Regions from separate parts of the Homo sapiens genome. Here region 2 is linked to region 1. The links are chromatin contacts, found by POLR2A ChIA-PET in ENCODE. All regions are on one chromosome and are shown on one strand. The core of a region is the stretch at or near the end of the contact, and the rest is flanking DNA. Distances in the headings are between cores, read along the strand shown. Region 1 has its middle 17 kb from the start of RIPK4. Region 2 overlaps ZBTB21 (zinc finger and BTB domain containing 21).

Region 1 (4,557 bases), core at 705-3,204:
TTTGGGGAACTTGTTCCTCCAAACAGCAATGCTCTCTCTTCCTCCTCTACACTTTATGCCAACTAATTTTACATAAATGGGAAACTGTCATTTCTACCAAAGCGAGCTGCACTGTGTTTCTTGGGGTGAACCTTTAGGGAGACAGCCATTGTGAGAATGAAAGGGGAAATATATTATTGAAAGTTTACTTACAGTTTTTAAAAATGCCTATTTCCTCCCTGTTTTCTCCCACCCTCCAAGTTTATTAGTTACCTCTATCCACTAGCAATGGACAGATTTTCATGATTTAATTATTTTTACTATCAATTTTAAAAGTCAGCAAAACATATTTACTTTTTAACAATATATCATTTTAAAAGGGTACAGAGTTGCAGTTACATAGGACGACTAAGTCTAGAGGTCCAGTGCAGAGCCTGAGGACTGTACTTAACAATTCTGTGCTGTACCCCGGAAATTTACCAAGAGAGATTTCAGGTGCTGTCACCACACAAACACACAAAACGCAACCGTGGGGAGGTGGACATGTTCATATGCTTGACCGTAGTAACTTTGCTGTGAGTATCTCTATCAACACATCATGTTACACAATGTAAATATATGCCTTTTTTTTTTTTTTTTTTTTTTTTGAGATGGAGTCTTGCCCTTGTCGCCCAGGCTGGAGTGCAATGGCATGATCTCCGCTCACTGCAACCTCCGCCTCCCAGGTTCAAGCAATTCTCCTGCCTCAGCCTCCCACATAGCTGGGATTACAGGCGCCTGCCACCACGACCAGCTAATTTTTGTATTTTTAGTAGAGACAGGGTTTCACCATGTTGGCCAGGCTGGTCTCGAACTCCTGACCTGGTGATCTGCCCACCTCGGCCTCACAAAGTGCTGGGATTACAGGCGTGAGCCACCATGCCTGGCCACCATTTTTATTTTTAAAATGATAAAACAAAACACATTGCTGAACCAAGAAAAGAATTGAGATGATCGTGCAAATAATGATGCATACTATATTTGGGAAAAATAAAAGTTATGAAACAGTAGCAGGTCCAAGTTATATACGCAACTGTGTAAAATGTGTTCTTTAAAAATCAGGGTTTCTGTGCTTTCAGCAACCTACACATGTTCTGACTTGTGATCTCAAGGTCTGGGAGACATGTGTGGTGAAATCACACACACCTGCCCCAGCAGAGGGGTCACTGGACGTCTTCATGCGCTGCAGGGAACTCAGATGAAAGGGACCTTAAGTAATGTAACCTTTACGTTAGATTCAAACATGCCTTTATGACTGCTCATCTGATTTGTAATTTAAAGCTTAAGCAAAGTATGGCATTATTTAAATGCTCATTTTTAATTTGTTGAAAGAAAAGTCAATATTTATCATGAAGACTGCGGCTCAAGCCTAAGACCTATCTAGTGGGAAGCAGGACCAGAGCAAAGGTCTGACTGTACGTGAACATTTTAAATTTTTTTTTTTGTTTTTTTTTTTTTTGAGACAGAGTCTCACTCTGTTGCCCAGGCTGGAGTGCAGTGCTGTGGTGCGATCTTGGCTCATTGCAACCTCCACCCCCTGGATTCAAGCAATTCTCCTGCCTCAGCCTCCCTGGTAACTGGGATTACAGGCATGTGCCACCACGCCCGGCTAATTGTTTTGTATTTTTAGTACAGACGGTGTTTCACCATGTTGGCCAGGCTGGCCTCGAACTCCTGACCTCAGGTGATCTGCCCACCTCGGCCTCCCAAAGTGCTGGGATTACAGGCGTGAGCCACTGCACCTGGCCAAAATTTTAATTTTTTAAATAAAATGTTATCCTTAGACTGCCTTTCCTCCTCTGTTTACTCTTCTTTACACTGTGTGTGTACATGCACTGGTTCACATGTGTGCATGTGTGAGCATGCACTGCGCTCATGGGTGTGTGTTGAAGGCCGAAAGAACGAGGGTCGTGACCAGCTCAGCACACCGCTGGAGGCTGTATGAGCAAACAGCAAACTGTTCTCATGAATGCAGGTTGTTGGCAAACTGACAAACCGCCACCAGAAGGAACCCTGAGGGCAGTCACGCCCCAGGCGCAGTGTTTCTTGTGATTATCTACAGCCACATCTGAAGCCTGTTGTATAAAGAAAGCAATTATGTGAACCTGTCATAAATCAAGCAGCTGACCAATCGTTACCTTTTGCTCCCTGTTGATTCTGCCTAGTAAATACGAAGGGCTTTAGAGGCTCAGGGCCCTTGCTCACTAGAAGCAAGGAGCCCCCGACCCCTTCTTTAAAACAGATCTTTTTGTCTTTGTCTTCATTTCTGCGTTCATCCCCCTTCGTTCAGTCCTGTAGTAACCGTCATAGGTGTGCATGCACAAGTATGTGTGTGTGTGTATGCACATGAGACTGAACCTGAGAAGCTCCACACTCAGCTACATCAGGGGCAGCCCAAGACCTGCGGAACTTTCCAGCATGACTCACGTCTCCCCGTCCTGCCCCTATCTTCCAGAACACTGCCAGCCAGATGTATCTTATGTAACGCCATCCCTCATGCAGAGGACCTGCAGGTTCTACACACTGGCATTTGGGGGCCCCTTGGGAAAGTGACCAGTGAGGCTGAGAGGTCCACAAGCCCTACCCATACCCCAAGAACCTTCAGGCTTGCAGAGATTTGAGGAAACCTCCAGTACAAGAGGTAGGAAACAAACAGAAAAGAAACAGACAGTTCAGAGATTGGTGGCAGAGGGAGAGCTTCAAATCTTCAGAGAAGATGTGTCACCCATGAAACTAGAACACAGTGAGTAGGGGACAAGGAGGACCAGATAACCAGAAAGAACGCTTAGAAATTAAAACATGAAGGCCAAGACTAAACATTAAAGAGTCAAGAAGATCGTCCAGAAATTACCACAAAAGGGGCCGGGCAGGGTGGCTCCTGCCTGTAATCCCAGCACTTTCGGAGGCTGAAGCAGGTGGATCACCTGAGGTCAGGAGTCCGAGACCAGCCTGGCCAACACAGTGAAAACCCAACTCTACTAAAAAAAAAAAAAAAAATGCAAAAAAATTAGCCAGACCTGGTGGCGGGCGCCTGTAATCCCAGCTACTCGGGAGGCTGAGGCGGGAGAATCACTTGAACCTGGGAGGCGGAGGTTGCAGTGAGCCGAGATCGTGCCATTGCACTCCCGCCTGGGCAACAAAAGCGAAACTCTGTCTCAAAAACAAAACACACAAACAAAAACAAACAAAAAAACAAGAGAAAAAAGAAAAGAAAAACGAAATTCCCACAGCACTACATCTGCAGTAGGCACTGAAAGCCTCCTGTCCTGGGAGACTCCCCTCCTGCCTCCTGGACAGTCCCACTCTGCCTTTGTCTCCCTTCTCTCCTCTTAGAATTCCCACTAGCCGGATGCCTCTGCCAACTGAAGCTACTATGAACATTGTGTGTAAGTCTTTTGTGGATATATGTTTTCATTTATCTTAGGTATTAGGTTGGTGCAAAAGTAATTGTGTTTTTTGCTGCAAATTTCTGAGTTAAGCCTACTGAGCCGAGATCGCACCACTGCACTCCAGCCTGGGCAACAGAGCGAGACTCTGCCTCAAAAAAAAAAAAAAAAAAAAAAAAGAAGAAGAAAGCACAGAATTCTCACCCACACTCTCTGCTCCTGCATCCCCGCCAGATCTGTATTGGTGTGGTGCATTCATTACAGCTGATGAACCAAAACGGATCATTATTATTAACTAATTATTTAAAATTAACATTTAGGGCTGGGCGCAGTGGCTCACACCTGTAATCCCAGCACTTTGAGAACCCGAGGTGGGCGGATCACTTGAGGTCAGGAGTTTGAGATGAGCCTGGCTAACATGGTGAAACCCCGTCTCTACAAAAAACACAAAAATTAGCCAGGCGTGGTGGCACATGAGACTACAAGTCCCAGCTACTCGAAAGGCTGAGGCAGGAAAATCGCTTGAACCCAGAAGGTGGAGTTTGCAGTGAGCCGAGATTGCGCCATTGCACTCCAGCCTGGGCGACAGTGTGAGACTCCATCTCAAAATAAAAAAAGAGACTCCATCTCAAAAAAAAAAAAAAAAGAAAAGAAAAGAAAAGAAAAAGTCATGGAAAGCAGCTCAGGTGCTTCTTTGTTTTATCACTCCCAGGAAAGTGAGGCTTTTTAAAAGGTCCTACTCTCAGTGATGTTCCACAAACTTTATCATCAAAGACAGACAACACTCAATACACTCTAGAAAATCTCCATGTGCTTAAAGTCAGGTGTAATTGAAGTTAAATGGGGGCCAGTCGCAGTGGCTCACACCTATAATCCCAGCACTTTGGGAGGCCAAGGTGGGAGGATTGCTTGAGCCTAAGAATTCAAGACCAGCCCGGGCAACATAGTGAGACTCTGTCTCTACAAAAAAAAAAAAAAATTAGCTGGCATGATGGTTCATGCCTGTAGTCTCAGCTACTTGGGAAGCTGAGGTGGGAGGATGGCTCGAACCCGTGAGGTCGAGGCTGCAGTGAGCCATGATCACACCACTGCACTCCAGTCTGGGCCACAGAGGGAAATCCTGTCTCAAAAAAAAAAAAAAAAAAAAAAAAAA
Region 2 (3,231 bases), core at 1-2,500, 210 kb after region 1:
CCCACAGTGACGCGGATGATGTCCGAGGGGTCCGACAGCGGGCTGCTGGGCTCAGTCTTTATGCGCACCTCAGTCACAGGGGAAGCTCCCTCCCTGTCTGTTGACTGAGAAGCACTAAAGGACCTGAGGCGATGCGGTTGTAGCACTTGAGGCCTGTCATCTAGGGCTGTTTTTTCACTACAATCTTTTAAAGATGACTTCTGAGATAAAGCACACAACACATTCCCTGGTGCATCACTGGACACCGAAGATGATCCCTGGGAAGATTTCAAATCTATGGAAGGTGAATAGACAGGAACCTGGCTATCCATCGACAATGACCGTCTGAGGAGACTCTTAACAAGTGGGCCACTCCTGTCAATGCTTTGGTTTCCAGAACCAGATCCACTGGATGGGATCACTAAGCCTAACTTTGAATAGTACAACAAGTTTCTATCTTCACCTTGACCATTTCCTTTGTTAGTTTCTTTTAATAGATAGGGAGTCTCTGATGAGCTACAAACAGACAAAACAGGTGGCCGTGGTCTCTTCAAAGCCAGCTCTAGAGCTTTTCCTTTTGGAAGCTGACCACTCACACCTGGTTTATCATCCATAGCTTCTCTGTCTTGCAGAGGCTTTGAAGGCAACACTGCATTTCTTTTCACCAAACTGATTCTATTAGGATCATCCAAAGATCCAGAATGCTCAAGAGACTTTGCATATACCACAGAACTATCTTTCGGCCAACTCTTTTCAGTTAATGACAAATTATGAAGTGGTTCTATTGGTTTTGGGACATGTGGCTTATTGGTATTGGCCTTGACTGCAATGCTAGGAGAGGGCCGGGAAGTATGGCTTACATCGGGTTGATTTTGACTAACAGTTTTTCCTTGCGCTTCGTTTCTACTTTGACAAACAATGACACTTCTCTTTTGAGAACTGTTTTCATCATCTTCTACAAACACTTTTTTTCTATTAGGACACGTTGGAAAGGGGGCTTGAGGTGTTTTAGAAACGATGTTAGTCAGAAAGGAAATCCCAAGACTATAGCCAAGTTCTTGCACAGCAGCAAGGCTGCTCTTCTCAACAAATAGAGAGGAAGAATAAATGTAGTTTAAAACATTATCAAAAGCATCTGGCTCACAGAAGTCAAGCTGAAATACAGTTTGTGACTCATTTTCCTTATTTGTGAATAAACTCTGAAAGTATTCGCTGCTGGCAGCCAAGACGTTTTTATGAGCTCGGAACTTTTGGTCTCCAACAATCAGCAGCACATCACACAGCTGTCCTTTGAGACGCTCCTCATTCAGGGCACTTAGGAGAGAAATGGCGTGTGCAGGGTTGATGTAATGCAGTAATCCCTCCATGGCTTGAGTTTATCTAAAAGACAAAATGTAAAATTACTACAGATATTGCAGTGAAAAGTTCCCCTGGCTCCTCAAGAGCAGGGAACATCAGCTGTCTTTGCATAGGTACCAATATTTAGCAGACCGTAGGCTAACAGAAGCTCTATGAATGAACAATCTTATTTAAATAATGGTGAAAATGTAAAATAAGTCTCGTGGTTTAAGTAGGTCCTCATTAAAATAGAAGAATTGCAGGAACTATAATATAGGCATTTGTATATCATCAAAAAGGCTGCCAGAACTTGGCAGGTAGATATGGAAGCAATATTTGAAAATAAAGGTTTATTATTTAGGGTCCTTATCCATTTGATGCTTGGCACTATTCCTTACCAATTCAGAAAACAAGTACGAATTATCAAACCCCTGAAGTCTATAATTCTGAAAGAAAATCAGCTTTATTACTACATATACTTAAACATAATGTGAACTGTTAACAATTGGTTGCAAAGCAGGTCTTGTGAGACCCTTGTTTTTATTTTGAGACAGGGTATCTCTCTGTCACCCAGGCTGGAGTGCAGTGGCACCATGATGGCTCACTGCAGCCTCAATCTCCTGGGCTCAAGCAATCCTCCCACTCAGCCTCCTGAGTAGCTGGGACCACAAGCACATGCCACCTTGCCAGGTGATGCGGTTTGGTGGTGTCCCCACCCAAATCTCCTCTTGAATTGTAACTCCCACAATTCCCACGTCGTGGGAGGGACCCAGTGGGAGGTAACTGAATCATGGGGGTGGGTCTTTCTCGTTCTCTTCTCATGATAGTAAGCCTCATGAGATCTGATGATTTTATAAAGAGGAGTTCCCCTACACAAGTTCTCTCTTCCCTGCTGCCATGTGAGATGTGACTTGCTCCTCCTTGCCTTCCACCACGATTAAAAGGCCTCCCCAACCACGTGGAACTGTGAGTCCACTGAACCGCTTTTTCTTGTAAGTTACCCAGTCTTGGGTATGTCTTTATTAGAAGTGTGAAAATGGACTAATACAGTAAATTGATACCAGTAGAGTGGGGCACTGCTGAAAAGATACCCGAAAATGTGGAAGCGACTTTGGAACTGGGTAACAGGCAGAGGCTGGAACAGTTTAGAGGACTCAGAAGAAGACAGGAAAATGTGGGAAACTTTGGAACTCCCTAGAGACTTGCTGAATGGCTTTGACCATAATGCCAATAATGATACAGACAATGAAATCCAGGCTGAGGTAGTCTCAGATGGAGATGAGGAACTTGTTGGGAACTGAAGCAAAGGTGACTCGTTATGTTTTAGCAAAGAGACTGGTGGCATGTTGCCCCTGCCCTAGAGATCTATGGAACTTTCAACTTGAGAGAGATGATTTAGGGTATCTGGCAGAAGGAATTTCTAGGCAGCAAAGCATTCAAGAGGTTCTCAGGTGCTGTTAGAGGCATTAAGTTTTATAAGGGAAGTAGAGAATAAAAGCTTGGAGAAGTTGCTGCCTGACAGTGCGATAGAAAAGAAAATCCCATTTTCTGAGAAGAAATTCAAACTGGCTGCAGGAATTTGCCTAAGTAAGGAGGAGCCGAATGTTAGTCACCCAGACAATGGGGAAAATGTCTCCAGGACATGTCAGACCTTTGCAGCAGCCCCTTCCATCACAGGCCCAGAGGTCTAGGAGGAAAAAATGGTTTTGTGGGCCAGGCCCAGGGCCCCCTTTCTGTGTGCAGCCTAGGAACTTGGTGCCCTGTGTCCCAGGTGCTCTAGCCATGGCTGAAAGGGGCCAAGGTACAGCTTGGGCCATGGCTTCAGATGGTGCAAGCTCCAAGCCTTGGCGGCTTCCATGTGGTGTTAAGCCTGCAGGTGTGCAGAAGTAAAGAACTGAGGTTTGGGAACCTCCG

What was found. ChIA-PET counts read pairs that join two places held with the same protein, here RNA polymerase II (POLR2A).
Region 2: POLR2A ChIA-PET joins it to region 1 with 10 read pairs in AG04450. The contact joins two enhancer-like sites. POLR2A ChIA-PET finds 5 or more read pairs at or near these places in 5 of 52 experiments (AG04450, MCF 10A, WTC11 and 1 more).

What each region holds. Positions count from the first base shown.
Region 1 is chr21:41,781,642-41,786,198 of GRCh38, forward strand. No RefSeq gene overlaps it. Among named protein-coding and RNA genes, the nearest start is that of RIPK4, 17 kb to the left of the region's middle. Within about 2 kb of position 1,955, at least 5 of the 41 ENCODE cell types and tissues checked have a DNase peak (open chromatin) inside an H3K27ac peak, as active enhancers do.
Region 2 is chr21:41,992,750-41,995,980 of GRCh38, forward strand. It overlaps ZBTB21 (zinc finger and BTB domain containing 21), which reads right to left. Exons shown (of 3, transcript NM_001098402.2): 3 at 1-1,359. The coding sequence starts at 1,346. Among named protein-coding and RNA genes, the nearest start is that of ZNF295-AS1, 15 kb to the right of the region's middle. RefSeq lists a silencer at 2,870-3,072. Within about 2 kb of position 1,251, at least 3 of the 41 ENCODE cell types and tissues checked have a DNase peak (open chromatin) inside an H3K27ac peak, as active enhancers do.